Linked DNA regions of Mus musculus: region 1 is linked to region 2. Evidence: chromatin loops called from intact Hi-C (ENCODE). Cell type or tissue: heart. All regions are shown on one strand.

What was found. Hi-C counts contacts between places; a loop is a spot of excess contacts. Peaks named below come from ENCODE experiments on the same cell type or tissue, not always from the same donor. Only the 100,000 strongest peaks of a DNase experiment are listed, where the experiment ranks them.
Region 1: a loop joins it to region 2, with 2.4 times the contacts of the local background. A loop is called at or near these places in 3 of 42 quality-filtered maps.

The regions. Positions count from the first base shown.
Region 1 is chr17:83,346,950-83,354,949 of GRCm38, reverse strand. It overlaps Eml4 (echinoderm microtubule associated protein like 4), which reads right to left and starts at 4,009. Exons shown (of 23, transcript NM_001379374.1): 1 at 3,711-4,009. The coding sequence starts at 3,735. In heart, a CTCF peak has its summit at 4,213; DNase peaks (open chromatin) are centred at 3,189 and 4,099; H3K4me3 peaks cover 3,936 bases; H3K27ac peaks cover 3,192 bases.
Region 2 is chr17:83,210,386-83,218,385 of GRCm38, reverse strand. It overlaps Pkdcc (protein kinase domain containing, cytoplasmic), which reads right to left and starts at 3,103. Exons shown (of 7, transcript NM_134117.2): 1 at 2,282-3,103. The coding sequence starts at 2,920. Gm34686 (a long non-coding RNA gene) reads left to right here and starts at 3,252. Exons shown (of 3, transcript XR_001782234.2): 1 at 3,252-7,668. In heart, a CTCF peak has its summit at 3,847; DNase peaks (open chromatin) are centred at 2,365, 3,195, 3,995, 7,625 and 3 weaker places; H3K4me3 peaks cover 5,018 bases; H3K27ac peaks cover 6,318 bases.

The sequences.
Region 1 (8,000 bases), 140 kb before region 2:
GTTCCAGTTACTGAAGAAGCAGCTCCGGCAGCACGGTGGCTTGAGCCCAAGAGTTTAAGACCAGCTAAGACAACATAGCATGAGTTTGTCTTACAAATATATTTTAAAAGCTTTAAAAGGGCTTGATGCAGTAGAACACTCCTATAAGTCTGGAGGTAAAGACAAGGCATCAACAGTTCAAGGCCAACCCCAGCAATGAAGTGAGTTCAAGACCCGCCTGGGCTATGCTAGAACCTGTTCAGAAATATAAAAATGAAGTACTGCATTTGCTTGCTTGCAAAGAAGGCAAGATTTAAGCTGAGGATGTAGTTCAGTTGGTAGACTGCCTACCATTACAAAGTCATGGGTTCAGCCCTCAGTACTCCACACACCAAGGAGCACCTATAAACATTATAGTGATACATACTCAGTTAGATAGACACAGACCAGTCAGCCCAGGATGCATGAGAAAATGTTATTTCTTACACATAATAGCCTTCATGTATTATACTTTGAATTTTATATTGTAACTGGCATGGTTAAGTTTATACTTTCTTTAAGTTCAATGCAAATGTTCATGTTTAGGCTAATCCCAAAATAAATATATTGAAATTAAAACTTTCATTACAAAAAAAGTGGGTGTTAATCTAGCACTTGGGATGCTGACAGTGAAACAGCCTCAAGTTCAAGGCAGCCTGGGCTACATAGTTAAGACCCTGTCTTAAGGGTGGGGTTTTAAAACCAACAACCACTACCACCAAACACAACACAACACAAAACAACAAAAACTGACTTAAAACCTGAAATAAGAAAAAGATGCTAAAAGAAGACTAAGCGTAAAATGTATCCAACTCCTGCCTTAAAAGTCAGTAAGATCAGCGAGAAAGGCTTTATTTATTGGTGGTTTCCTGCTTTTGCAAACACACCTGAGGTTTAAGATACATATTGTGAGACATGTGTGTATACCCATACTGAGATGTGGTGACAACGCACCAAAATAGCGTGGGGTAACTTTAAAAACGTGTTTTCCAAGTGCTGCCTTTCAAATGACCCTAGTGTAGGTCCTGAAAGATACTAGGAGATACTATGTAACTAGGAGAAACTGCATAGTACAAGCACCGGCTAGCCACACTACCTGGAATTCATCAGCTGCAGAGTAAACGGATCCTTCAGTTGTTTTTATGTAAAACAAGGGTAATACAAGAAATGTGTAACTTCAACGTGGCAGCAAAATGGCCAATCATTTAACATTCCTATCTCTGGTTTCCAAATCCCCTATGTTGGTGTCTTATAGAATGCATGTTTTTCTTATCTAATCACTCTAACCACAGGCATAGTTTGGGTTTCCTTAAATTCCCTTAAATAATCAGCTTTTACAGAATCATTCTGCTGATAAAAGCACTGAATTTTTTTGCTTATGAAAATGTAGTCTTCTCACAATTTTCCAAAACCCTCTCTAGTATGTGAAAGGAGATAGAAGCATCATCCACTTCCTTGAAAAAAAAAACCGCTTTCCATGTTACCCTAGAAGAATTTCACATGTTTTGAATTTTTTAAGTTGAAAAAAGAAGTCTTTACACATAAGTGCTTTCTTTTACGCTAATGGCTCTCTTGATGATAAAATAAAGATCAATGTAACTCTAAGCTCCAGGCTAACGAACTGCAGGGGACAGAAACAAGCAACTTGGCAGAGCTCTGCTTAAAGGCTACTAGTAAAATATACCAGCTCCCCCCCTCCCCCACCCCTTTAAGGTTTCAATTAAGATGGGGCCTAGTTTTACTCATAGAAAGCCACAGAAAGAGAAAGCACAACTCCTGTTACAAAGTCTCTTCAGCGAAGGCAACTCCAGAAAGGAGACAAAAACCATCCCCTTCCTTTACCACTCAAAAGATGGCAATTCAATGTTCCGATCACAAAAGATGGTGTGAAATGAATGTTTAACGTCATTATGTCTCTTTAACACAACATAAAAATGGGATTTGTTTTCCTGATTGCAACTCTTTCTGTTGTCTCTACTGGATTAGTTACGCATAAACTTGTTTAACAAGGCATATACACTTTCAAAATTAACTTAAGTGTTTCAATTGGTGAAAAAGGCACTTTTAAAGCCCTCCAGAATTCCTCAGCACAAGCACAAGAGTAAAGATCACATTACATACAGAGATTATCACAGCCCCCCAAAGATACCCAATCTGCATGTTAGCAGACACGCAGGCCAGTCTACTAGCCAGTATGAACTGGGGAAATGAACCCAGTCACAAAACCAAAAAAGAACAAATTAAGAGTTAATGCCTGGCTAAAAGGAGGCCGAGAAGGAAGTAACTTCACTATGTAAGGAATTACAAAACATCAAAGGTTAGATAATGGACAACAGGTGTCTTTGGAGAGAAAAGAACCACAATGCATTGCTCCTATTTTAGGATTTCCATTCTCAAAGCTGTATAACAACAATGATTTTTTTTTCCCCTCAAGAAAGTCAAGACCAAAATTGTGCCTTTACTATTTAACAACTGTAAGAGCCTGATGCTCTTCTGTTTACTTTTTAACTTTACTTTAAAAAAAAAATCCATCTAATCCCAATCTTGTGTGGGCAGATTAAAATATGGCTTAGTGCCAGATGGTTTGCTGATCAGTGAACATTAACTAACTAGAGATTTATTATCACGAAATGGAAAAAGAAAAGCATCCGACTATACACGCTACTACCACATAAACTAGTCAAATATACAAATCAAACCCAGTCGCTGGTATCACATAACCGCAGTATCAGCAAAAACAGAATCGTTTCTCTCACCGTAACACTGAAATCTCTACAGTAACTGGATTCCAGTGGCCTCAAAGAATAGCCATTCCAGACACAGGTACTGGTTACCCTGGAGTTCTGTTCCTCAAGTCAGTCACAACATTTAGCACCTGTACTCTGGTTAAATGGAACACTGAGAAAACACTTCAGCCAACAGGATACCCTATCCCTTTCTCTCCATTCCACAAAGACAGCATATTCCAAAAATGGAGAATCCTTTCTTTTCCGATTGAGGCCCCCTCTTATGGGTTCATTGGGCAGGATTACTTCTCTCCAGCACGCATGGAGAGCATACTTCTGCTTTCACTCTTAAAGAGGGTCCCCCAACACAGATGCGCCTCTTCCTTCCCTGTATTGAGTAGATGATAATGCTCTCCACCACTGCAAAACGTTCAGGGAAGTGGAGGGAAGCTGTCAGTTACTGAGGGCTACTTAATAAATCTTCAAATATAAAGACTGAAAGGGGTGACTCCAATCCAGAAGTGGGACTGGGGATTCCTACTCCCTCCGGAAAGGCTGCCCCAATCTTGCCTATCATTCCGTTTAAGTGGAGAGATGTACTCTGAGGGAGAGTCTGTATTTGATGAAGGGGTGCCCTGACTTTAACGGGGTGGGGGGGTCAGAAGAAGGTGCTAAGTGTACCGGGAGGGACGTAGCAGCGGCTGGAGGGTCGTTGAGGGGAAGGAGGGCCCCCGCACTGAAGGGGGCTCTGGGAAGAAGGGAGGGTCTGGAGGCGAGGGCTGCATGGGGGGAGGGGCCGCCCGTCCCGGAGGCGGCGGCGGGGCTGCAGCCTCGCGGGGACCATGTGCCGGGAGCGGCGGCCACCCGCAGGGGCAGCCCGGGGAGCAGGGCCCGCGGCGCGCGCGCGCGCAGGAAGCCGGGGTCCCGGGTTACGTACGAGGGGCGCGAGCCCGCGGCCGGACTCACCGAGGCTGCCGGCGAAACCGTCCATCTTGCGGGGACCGCGCCGGGCTCGGGGCTCAGCGGGGCGGGCGCTTCATTCAGCGCCCCGACCGTGCGGCGGCCGCGGGACCTGACCCGCCGGTTCTCAGCGTCGCCCGGCGCGGCTTCCGACTCCCGCCGCCGCCGTCCGCCGGTCAGCCCGTCAGCCCCGAGGGTCAGTCGGTCAATCAGGTTGAGAGCCGCGCCGCCCGCCGCCTGCCCGGCCTCTCTCCCTCTCTCTCTCTCTCTCCTAAGCCGCAGCCGTGAGCGCCGCGCCGCGCCGCGCCGCGCCCCGCCCCCGCGCCCGCGCGCAGCCACGGCTCCGCCCCCGCGCACGCCGTCACGCTTCCGATCCCGCCCCACGTGACGGAACGGGGCGGGGCTTCCCGCGACACGCCCCTCCCTCTCTGCCCTGCCTCCGCAGCCGCAGAGAACTCTTGAGAGTTAGGAGGCTATTGGCTGCTCTTGTGTTCCTGGCCCGGTTTCGCCACCAGGATTCTCCAGCCCGAAACTGGGTCTGAGTGGACGGGGCTCGTGGGTGTCCTGCTGCTAGAAAGCTGACCTGCACTGTGGGATTCTTTCCCTCTGGGAAGCCCGCGGAGCACAGTTCTAGAGTTCTTTTGAAGGGAGGTAACGAGGAGGCTAACGAGTGAGAGGAAAGATTCCCCTTCTTGGGGTTCCCCTCTCCTCTAGTCAGTGAGAATTCTAGGTAGAGACAAGACTTTTTGACCAGCCTGAGGCCATGTCTGCCACAACCGCAGGTTCTAGGACAGAGCACAAGCAAACAATGTTAATGCTGGATGAAAAGAGTTCGTCTTACCCAAGTCTTATGAGGAAAGTGCACGTAAAAGACTGGCTTGGCTTACTCTCCTTTTGTTCTTCCCATCAGGGCACAAAGCCACCGGATAGCCTATCAGGAAACTATAGCACAGACTATTAGTTTTTAAATAAACCTTAGTTCTAGGCTCAAATCTATGAAGTCACCTAACTAAATTTAGGCCTTGCTTTAATTTATTTGCAAATTCAAGTGCTAGACTGTACCTGAGGCTGACCTCTGGCACACGCATGCACAAGCACAACCAAAACTCATCCCATCTTCTTCAACCCTCTAATCTTTTATTATTATTATTTTATTTTTTAAAGATTTTTTTTAAATTTATATGGGTACACTGTCACCCGGTTACAGATGGTTGTGAGTCACCATGTGGTTGCGGGGAATTGAACTCAGGACCTCTGGAAGAGCAGTCAGGGCTCTTAACCGCTGAGCTATATCTCTCCAGCTCTCAACCCTCTGATTTTATCCTCTTTCCTTACAAAGACATTTGAATAGTTTAGGTCCCTTCTAGGTCGATGTGCAGATTAGAGTAACAAAAAACTGTAAGGTGTCTCAGAGACTAAATTAGATATACCTTTTAAAGTAGCTGGGTTAGGAAAAAAATAAGAATGTCTGTTAATAGAGTTGTAGGTTACAAGGAACAAATTGAAGTAAGGAGAGAAGAAATGGGGAACAACAACTGCCATGAAAAGAATTGACAGAATTAAATGGTTGAAAGGATTGTTAAACATCCTTGAAGGATACCTCTCCCCTTTGATGCCTTTTTAAACTTCTTTCCTAAGGGCCTGGGAGTGTACCTCGGTGACCAATTGTGCTTAGTAAATAGGAGGCACTGGGTTTGATCCCCAGCTCTGGAAACAGCCAACAAACAAAATCTAACTTAAAAACTTAAGGAAACATCACAGCAAACCTAGGAGGTCAGTGTTGTAAACAGGACACAGCAAGGCTGAGAGATGACAGTCAGTAATGTGCTTCCCACAGAAGCAGGGAAAGTGTACTGATGTACACTTACAATCCCAGATCTGGGAAGGCAGAGACAAACTGAACGCCAGGGCATCCTGGCCAGCCAGCCTCCACAGAGAGGTCCTATCTCATAAACAGCTCATGAGGAACTGTACCTGAGGCTGACCTCTGGCACACGCATGCACAAGCACAACAAATGAAAACCTGACATTGGCTTTTTAAAAAATGTTTAACTAAAAGAAGAGAATAGTAAGTCAGGTTTTCTTCTAGCATGGTGAACCAATTTTTAAGTTTTCAATAATTGAAGTAGAACTTGATTTCCTACTTATAGTAAAGCCATATATATAGTATATATATGTATATATTATATATGTATATATCACATATAGGTATACATACGTATATATTACATATATGTATATATGTGTGTATATGTATATATTACATATGTGTATATATTATATGTATATATGCGTGTATATTATATATGTATATATTACATATATGTATATATTACATATATGCTATACATTATATATAATTGCTAGAGGCATTCTGATTAATTTCATATGATTCACATTTTAAAAAGAAAAACACAAGTATTATACATTTAAAATTCTACAGCACTGCGTTACTGAGTATGTTCTTGACAGGAGACAAATGTCTATTTTGGCTTGCCATCAATGAAGGCCAAATTCTCTACTTACAATGTACTTATCTGATGACTGCAAGGACCTTCCCCTTTGGCTTTGTGTGTTGCAACCCTTGCTCCTCCCACACTCCTCACATACTGCCAGGGCCAGCTGTATGTCCATATGGTGTTCTAACCTCTAGCCCTGAAATTCTATGCTGGGACGCCAGGCAAGTCAGTGAGCTGAGCCACAGGAGCACTCCCGAAATCTATCGCTAAACAAAAGTAGCTGGCACTGATTCAATGCAAATGGCCGTGGTCTGGGTGGAATATTTCACTAAGCCTAACATCAAATGTATCCCCAACTCTTTGAAAGCTAGTTGCCCCAGATATCTAGTTATTCCAATAGTTCCTGCCGGAGTGGAATACGTGACTAAGGGAAGGAAGGCTGTGATGGAAAGATGCGCCTTCTTACACACTCAGTGCAGGCACACTCAGGGCAGGCACACTCAGGGCAGGCACACTCAGTGCAGGCTCAGGCTGCCGGGCATGCTGTGTTTTCCTGTAAGCTCAGCACCCTGGAGGCTGAGTCAGGGAGACCAAAAGGTCAAGATCATCTTCACATCCATAGCAAGTCTAAGGGGAGCCTGGACAAAAAGAAACCTTGTAATTAATCCTATCTTCAAAAGTAAGACAGACAAACCAACAGGAAAAGTGGAGGCAAGGGATGAAGACATCTGAAGATCAAGCATTGTATATTTCATGATAAATCTGCCTGTGTCAGTTATTTTTACCTAAGTAATCCAGATTTATTCTAACCATTGAAATCAGCCAAAGAAGTTTTTAAACAAAAACGAAAGCAAAAACAAAAAACAAACCAAAAAGCTGAGACAGAAAAAAAATGAAATTAAAAACTCAGAACAATACAAATAAAGACTGAAGAGATGAGTAGGGTAGTCTCAATGGGTAGGGTAGTCTCAATGGGTAGGGTAGTCTCAATGGGTAGATTAGTCTCAATGGGTAGGGTAGTCTCAATGGGTAGATTAATCTCAATGGGTAAGGTAGTCTCAATGGGTAGATTAGTCTCAATGGGTAGGGTAGTCTCAATGGGTAAGGTAGTCTCAATGGGTAGGGTAGTCTCAATGGGTAGGGTAGTCTCAATGGGTAGGGTAGTCTCAATGGGTAGATTAATCTCAATGGGTAGATTAATCTCAATGGGTAAGGTAGTCTCAATGGGTTGGGTAGTCTCAATGGGTAGGGTAGTCTCAAGGGTAGAGTAGTCTCAAGGGTAGGGTAGTCTCAAGGGTAGGGTAGTCTCAATGGGTAGAGTAGTCTCAAGGGTAGAGTAGTCTCAAGGATAGGGTAGTCTCCATGGGTAGGGCAGTCTCAAGGGTAAGGTAGTCTCAATGGGTAGAGTAGTCTCAAGGGTAGGGTAGTCTCAATAGGTAGGGTAGTTTCATGTAGGGCAGTAGACCGTGCCAGGAAACGTGGTAAGACTGAGCAGGTTGAAAGTCCCAGAACTTTGTATCAGAGAATGGTAGGAGCTTCGCTTGCTTCCAACCAGGCCCTTGTCACGTGACCACACTCCCTACATAGGAACGTGATTTACAATCGTGTAGATGAGAGTTTTCCATGCTACTGAGGTATCTAGAGACCCTGAGAGTTAGCCAATAAGTTTCCCTTCCCAGACATCCCTTCCTACAAAAGGTATTTAACCTCTGGTCCACCCTGAGGAGGTGATACACATCCATTTTCCAAGATGAACAATCAGTAAACAATTTGGAACCAAGGACTATCTCTCTCATCAAGAACCACCACCGTGGGGAGCATGGAAAAAGCCTTTGTC
Region 2 (8,000 bases):
AGAGGGTCCAAAAGACAGGAAGATCCCCAGGTGGCCAGAGTCTGTGCTGGGCAAGGCACAGTGGCCCTCCATGGCTGCCCTGTATTCCACTAGGAGAGCCCACAGTGTAACTTCAGGCTACCCAGAGCTGGGTCTCAGGAGCCTGCCATACTTTAGAAAGTCCTCTGGCTCCTCCCTAGGTCAGCAAACAGTCAAACGGTTTTGAACTTTTAAATGATTAGGAGCTATTAAAACAACGTGGTGTCTAGTTCCCGGCACACACCGTTCTAAGGCCTTTTGAGCCTTCTGAGTCTTTTGAAGACCCACGGCAGGCTGTGCTGGCCACAGAGGCAGCCTAACTGAAGAAGTCAGAAGGGACATGGCGTGGTGGTCAGAGAACGAATGAGAGGATCTCATCCCCAAAGCTGTCCCCAAGTCCCCTAGGGACTTCCACTTTCTCTAGGACTCGAAATCCTTCTGTCCTAGGGGTGTTCGCTCCTCAGACTGGAAGTCTCACAAACAATCCTGAGAGATGCCATGCTGGAGAAGGCATGGGCGAGACATGTTCCCTTGTAATGTCTTGTCTTTCTCTGGTGCCCTCATTACTAGGGGTGGGGGGTGGGGGCAACGTTACAGACAAGGACCACTCTGTGGATCTGGTTGTAGGTGTAGTCGGTGGAAATGCATGGTGGAAATGCATGGTGAGGCCATCAAGGGAGGAATCCCTATGGCTAGGAAGGCCCAACTGAATGACAAACCTGTCCTGAGAAATGGCCTTGAACAGTTAACAAACACCAAATGCCCCGCTAAGTCACTTGGTCAAGGCCTCTCCATCCTCCTCAGAATCTGGCTGGCACCTCAGGGTTTCCAGAAAATTCCCAAGAACCCAGAAGAGGGAAAAAAAAAACAACCAAGATCCTCCCAGTTAGAATGGCCACGTAACCAGCCGCTCACTCCCTTAAGCTCCAGTCACAGTGTTAGCCATGCAGCCAGACATAAACACACACAATGGGTGTTTGGGACCAAATGCAGGGCCTGGGACCTTGACAGAACTTGTCACAAGAGTATGGCCAGGACTGGGGGCATTAGTTCTAGGGAGACTTGGAGCCACTAGGAGTACAAGTAGTATTGTGGCCTCTTTATTCTGTGGTCCACAGATCCCTCGAGGCCTGGGGCCCCCTTCTCAGTGCTGAGGGAAGAAAAGATGGACTGCTGTGCCTCTGGCCAGCTCTTTGGGTATAGAAAAGTGACTCTGAGGGTGGGTGGGTGGTATGGACAGCTGGGGGGGGGGTTGCACACACTTATGTTACCCAGCCAAGAGCAGTCAGGGGTCCCCTTTCAGTCACCTCACACATATGCATAGAGAGTAAGTAGTCTTATCCAAGGCAGAGAACTCAGAGAGGGGAAGTGGGTTTATGTTTGGATGGCGGTGGCATTGTGAAGGTCTGTTCTAAATGCAACCTTGGATGGACGAGATGTGGGGGTGCATCCTTCTTGCCTGTGCCCCCAATGAACAAGGACAGAGTTTCTCGCTAGGAAAGTATGCATCTAGCTTTTTGAACCGTCTAGCCTCTTGGCTAAGCACACTTGCAAGAGTGTGGTATTCATACTAGCAGACCTGGAGTCTTCTGGCCTACAATCCTGAGGCTTCCCCTGTGGTTCAGCTGGACCCACTTGAAGTCCCAGGGAAGCCTGTGGTCACTTCTGGGAAAGGCTGTGTATTTTCTGGCCTCTTTTATCCCTTTCAATGGCCTGTGAGCCCAGTGAGAAATGAGGGTCTCCCTGAAGATCAAGTCAGATCCATGGTCTCCTTTTGGGCCCCTCCCATACCCACTGAGGCTTAACATCACCTCCAAAGCCAGACGTGTCGCTGGACTTTGAAAAAAGTATGGTTCAGGCTCTACCAATATGGGGGATCCTATTTCTGCATCTGGGAGCTGACTGAAGCTGGATGTTGGAGTTGGACCTGAGGTCACTATGACTGGAGATAATACTCCACCAGCTTTAGCCAGCAGCAGGGTCCTCTGTGGTCACAACTCCTAATCACTGCCTTATCACCAGCTTGGGACCCTTCTGGTCCTTGCCTCTGTCTTTACGGGATGCGTTTAAGCTGGTACAGGGTTCTACCCAAAGGGTGAGAGACCCCGGCAGGGTGGTGCTGAGTGTGGTTCCCTAATCTGGGTTCTGCACCTAGCTGCAACTGGGCAGTCTTGGACGCCCTGAGACTTATTTACTCCGTAAGACCAAGGAGTCTTTCAGAGTGGCCAGCCAGCCCCCTCATCCCGGAACCCCACTGTCGTACCTGCAGCACGTTGGGGTGCCGCAGCCGCTCCAGCAGCACCATCTCTTTGAGCAGCTTGTGGGCCGCCAGGCGATAGCAGCCCCTTCGCGCCCCGAACTCGCGCACGCAGCTGCCCAGATCGTGGCCGCTGAAGTCCACTGCTTTAAGCGCCACCGCGGCGCCGCCGGGCAGGCGGACCCGGTACACAGCCTTAGTGTAGCCTGAGCCCACGTACTGCGCGCCAGACACGTTGCGGAGCGCGGCGCAGCCTAGGCGCGGGCCCGGGCCGGGGGAGCCCGGGCCGGGAGCAGGGGGCCAGCCCGGAGCGCCGTCGGGCGGGGACCGGACCCGCGGGGGCCGGGGACGCTGCAGGCCCGGCCCGCCCGGAGCCAGGTCCATCAGGCGCCGCCGCTCTGGCCGGCCCGCTCCCGGCCCCGGCCCCCCGCGGGAATAGCGCTGCACCTCCTCGTAGCGCTCCCGGATCTGCCGGGCCAGCTCCCCACGGCCCCCGCGACGGCCCGGGCCCGGGGCTGCCGAGGACCCCGGGGACTGGCCTGGCCGCGGAGGCTCCGAGCCCGGTGCGAAGAGCACGTTGAGGACGGAGCCCAGCAGGAAGGAGGCGCAGAAACCAGCGGCCACGGCCGCCCGCCGGCGCCGCATCGCTCCCCTCCCCCCGGCCGGCCGCGCGCCGCTCCCCGGCCCCGGCCCCGGCCCCGGCCCCGGGCGGCTCAGGCTCCGAGGCGACTCGGCTTCGCGCCGCGCCGGCCCCCTGCCCAGCCCGCGCGCATGGCCCGGGCAGCCCCGACCCCGGCCCCCGGCGGGCGGCACATCGGCCTGACACTTGCCTCCCTCCCGCCCTGCCCCCGCCGCTTATAAGGCCCGGAGCCACCCCCGCGCCCGCCCCTCCGCCAGCGCCTCCCCGCGCCCGGCCGAGCCAGTCCTCGGCGCCGCCCCCTCTGGCCGCCCGGGCCGGCCTTCCCCGCTGACTGACAGCGGGACCTCCTCCCGCGGCCAGCCGGGCCTGGGAAGCGGCGCGGAGGCGGCTCCGGCCCTGCCCGGCGCGCGGCCCCCCGAGCTCGGGTTGGGGAGCGGGGGAGGGGGAGGGGGCGGCCGCGCGCAGGGCTTCCAAGCCCGAGGCCAGGCTGGATAACGGGACCCGGAGGCCGAAAGCGGAGCTGGCCGACCTGGTGCGGGGAGTTGGAGGGGCGAGGCCGGCGGGTAACGGGCTCCAAGGGGCAAGCCGCCAAGGCCCGGGTGCGGGGATCTCAGGGGTACACGCTGCCTCCTGGGGGAGGTGGGGAGTCGGGGCTGCAGTGCAGTGCGCAGGGGTTCCTCCTTCTGCGGGTGAGGCTGCTCTGGGACAGCCCGGGTTCAGGGTGTGATGAAGGGCGGCGCACTGGGGAGGCTGCCCCGCACCTGCGAGAGCGCGAGGGGTGGGGACTGTGGTCTCAGAGTTAATCAGGAGGTTTCGGAAGAATTCTTTTTTTTTTTCAACTGTCTTCTACCAGGACTTTCTGATTTTCCTGGTTCCCGAATCCCCACATCTCGACAACACAGCTCCATCCCCATCCCCGAGAACCTCGATCTTTGACCCGCCAGTAGGGGGTCGGAACCGTATACAGCGAGTGCATTAGTGTCCACGCACATCTGTCTGTGGAATGTGTGCATCCGCATGTCCCGAGGGGCTACTGTGTCTCTAGGATGGGAGTGAGTGTGTGCCCTGTGTGTTAGTGCTGACTCCATCAGAACTTCTGGTCCCTCCTCCTCCCTCCCTGATTGCATCATTAGTGCTAATTGAGGGGCTTTCACACGCCAGTGCATTAGCTGTTTGGAGTGAGCTCCCCCCTCCTGCGAGATAAGCTGCCGCCCCTCCCCCTCGTGGCTCTCCACTTCCCTAGGGCACTGAAACTGTCCACCGAGGTCGTCTCACTTCCTCAGGCTCCCTCCTGCTTTGCTCTGGGCAGGAAAAAGTTATCTCTCTTCCTGCAGTGCCGTGGATTCGGCTGGAGCGACGGCATATGGGGTAAAATTTAGGGGCTGGAGAAAGAATCCAGAGCCGCCTTTCTGAGGGGCTTTCTAGGAAGGAGGGGTTTTCCCTCAAGAGGTCTCCTGTTCCTATCCAACGCAGGGAGGAACTCTGTGACAGGGAATAAAACTTGCGGCTAGCTCTTTTGGAAGTTCAGCCTGTGATCGCACTGAGGTAGGCCTTCTGGCTCTGACTGACTTCTTGGTCCCCTAAAACTCAGAAAGTGGGGACCATGCTGAGTTATTCGTCATGGGAAAGGCAGGTTGAAGGAGGCCATGATTCCCCCTGAGAGATTTGGGTGGGTTTGATGGAGTGTGCGCTATAGGTCTGTTCCTGTTTAAGCTGCCCCGCCCAGCTCTGGCCCATAGCTGCTGGGAGGTTGGGGAGGGGGCTGTCTGAGCAGATGCCCTCCCCAGCCCTCACACCAGATGTCTTTGGTCTAATTAACTGTGCTGGGAAAACCAACCTGGGTTTGTAAACATAGCTACTGGCTAAAGTCAACAGGGAACAGGAGCAAACAGTCCCCTTCACTGAGCCTCATCTAGACCCAGCACCCCAGGGAAGGGAGCTGGGGGGGGGGATCAGAAATGCCCTGGCCCACAGATGAGTCAAAGAAAGACTGTCTGCCTGGGTGACCCCAACGTGACTACTATTCCCTTGCTAGTTCTACAGTGTCTACTCAAGAAGTGTGAGGACCAGCTAGCTACCATGCCCAGGAGAGGTTTGACTTCTGGCGGTTTCACCTCTGATGGCTGCACAACCAAACACTGTGTATGTGTGTGGCATATTTCTTGAAAAGCTTTCTTCAGATCCTCTGCATGTTCATGTCTCGGAGAAGCGTCCGTGGGGAAGGATTTGGCATCGTGAGTGTACAGCTCAGAGTTGGTGAATAGAATGTGAACATTGTTAACTTCATTACACATCATGTAGGTATTATAATAACATGTTCTGAAATTAGATAATTATTCCTGTGATATCTCTGCCAAGCTTTGGTGTTTCTGTTATGGTTTGAAAGTTCAGTGCACAACAGGGCCAGAGAAATAGGCACCAGTGTTCGCCTGGTGCCTACCCAGAACCCCGAAAGCAGGGTCCTCATGTAGAGAAACAGCGACCCTTCAGTTGTATTGACTCACATTTACTGTTTCCCTCAGCCCCCAGGGAGACACATAGACATCAAGACATGCATGCTCAGCCACAGAAATAGGATTTTTGCTCCTAAAAGGAAGAGATCAAAGCTTTGAACCAATTAGAGTTTCTGAATTGACAGACTTTAACCAATTTTTGATTGTTTGCCTGTCTGTGTGTGTGTGTGTGTGTGTGTGTGTGTGTGTGTGTGCCACCCAGGAAGAGGAGTTGTTTCAAAGAATTGGAAAACAGAAACACTATGCAATCCTGCTGTTTCCTCATTTTTATTTGCCCAGCCACTCAAAAACAGGCTAGGCAGGGCCCATATCACAGCCTGGGCCTCACAGGCCTGTGTCCAGCTCAGGGCCCACACCACAGCCTGGGCCTCAAAGGCCTGTGTCCGGCTCAGGGCCCACACCACAGCCTGGGCCTCACAGGCCTGTGTCCAGCTCAGGGCCCACACCATAGCCTGGGCCTCACGGGTCAGTGTCCAGCTCAGCCCTGGTTCTGTTTTCTCAACAGCTTTCAGACAGCAGCATCTTCTTGATCCCACTCTTTACCAGACTCCTCACCACACACAAGAGCCTTCAGACCAGCATTAGCTCAACAAGGCTTCATGCTTTAGACTTGCTATGTTTTCTTTCTTTCCTCCTTTTCCCCCAATTCCACACACTAGTCAGACACCAGTGCTTGGGAAGGAAGCAGCTGGCCTAGACTCTAAAAGGTCACCTTTTCTGGGAAATAGTTCATCGGTAATTTCTTTCTTCAGGACATCACATCCTCCCAGCTTGCCCGTGTTGAAGAACTCCGTTTCTTTCAACCCAGGTCGCTAATGCCTCTGTTGGAGAATTGTTTTCCTCTCAAAACAACCAGGGGATGAGCTGAACTGGTAACTCAGGCTTCCATGGGCTTCCGGTAGCCCTCTATGCAGCCTGGCACCCCAACTTTCCACCAGCCGGAAGAAAGCTACACTCCTCAGCCTGAGGCAGGTGCTTTCTTCCAGGCCATCTTCTACCTTCCTGAAGTGCCTTCTCCTGGTCCTTTGGTCCCTTCCTTTGTCTCAGCTGCATGTGCAAGATTTTATAGAAAGTAAAGACAATCCTTCCATTACCAGGGTATGCAGGGCCCTGGAGGATGTATTGTTGGAATTCTGTGGCTTTCTTTCCTTTAAGAATGTACAGAATCCCTTGCTCAGGTCTAGGAAAGGCTGCGTAAAGAACTCTGGATTTGGAGTAATGTCCCAGTTGACATTCCGTAGACAAGGTAGTCAACCCTTCTCTGTATTATGGTAAGTCCTCAGTATGTGTAATTATATAATTAATTATAGCAAACAGACATGTTTGCTGTGCTAGACAATGTGCTTGTCTGCGATTCTTCTTCAAGGCCGAAGCAACTTTGGCTCCGTTACCCCTGGTTTTCCACGGGAGAAATCCCTCGGCCTTCCAGGCTCCCTTTGAGTTGGAGTATTGTCTTTCCCCGGAATCAGCAGAGCGGCAAGCAGTTCATCAGACTGACTCTCCTGTACACTGCAATGGTTGCCAGAAGGCCTGGACCCAGCCTTCTGATACCACAGTAACCAAGAGTCCCAGCCTCAGCTATGTCCTTCTTGGAGCCAGGTCCTCAGGGAGCGGGACTGATTTCGAAAGGATGGAGGGTGAGGTGGCCACAGCCTGCTTCCTTCACCCGGTGTCCACCTCCCTGAGTGAAGAAGTGAAGCTCACCTTTCCAAGCTACAGAAACAAAACGAAATAGCAACAAAAACAAAAACAGACAATGACAGGTTTCTTACACACAGGACATAGAGGAGCCCCACATCAGAGTCCCCAAGGTTATGGGAGATGGGGATGGGGAAATGAGAAAGCCTGAATAGAGATGATTAAGGGGCAGAAACATGGACAGCTAAAGGCCTGGAATCTCAAGAGAGGTAGTCAGACAAAGATGGAGAAAGCTGTGCTCAGGGGACCCCAGCTTTCTGGACACAGCTTTGCTTCCTTGAGTGGGACTCTGCCTGGAAACTCGAGCCCCTCAGCTCCTTAACTATGTCAGGAAACAAGTCTCCCTCTCAAACCAGGAACCAGAATGTTCTGAGGGCTCCTGGTGCTCCCACAGCTTGGCCTGTTTATGCTGTTTCCCCAGCAGGCACCAGACCCTGTGATGGAGTAGCTCCCCACGCCAGCTCTTGCCAAGGCCTGCTCTAGCCAGCTGCTCCTTCCAGCTCAGCTGCAGCCACAGCTCAGGACGCCTGGTCATTGCTGAGGTGATCTCATCTTCCCTCCAGTTTTGGCTTTCTAAGATTGTGCCTGCTGTGTCACCCGGGAGAGGGTGTGAGAGGTTTACTTTGGGGCTGGGACCCTGAACTGAACGGAGAAGCAGGGAGCTGGGGAGGGAAAGCAGTACGGACCAAGCTCCAGGGCTTTTGCCTATGCTGGGTAGATGGAGTGGCAAGCGGAGAGCAAGAGTTGGCCATCCACAAGTGGTGATGGACTGAGCCAGCAGAGGCTGGTGGAATAGAGCCTGACACTTAGCATGTAAGAGCTAGGGCTGGAGGCATGTGTGCAGGTAATGGCTGGGAGATAACATATCATAGCT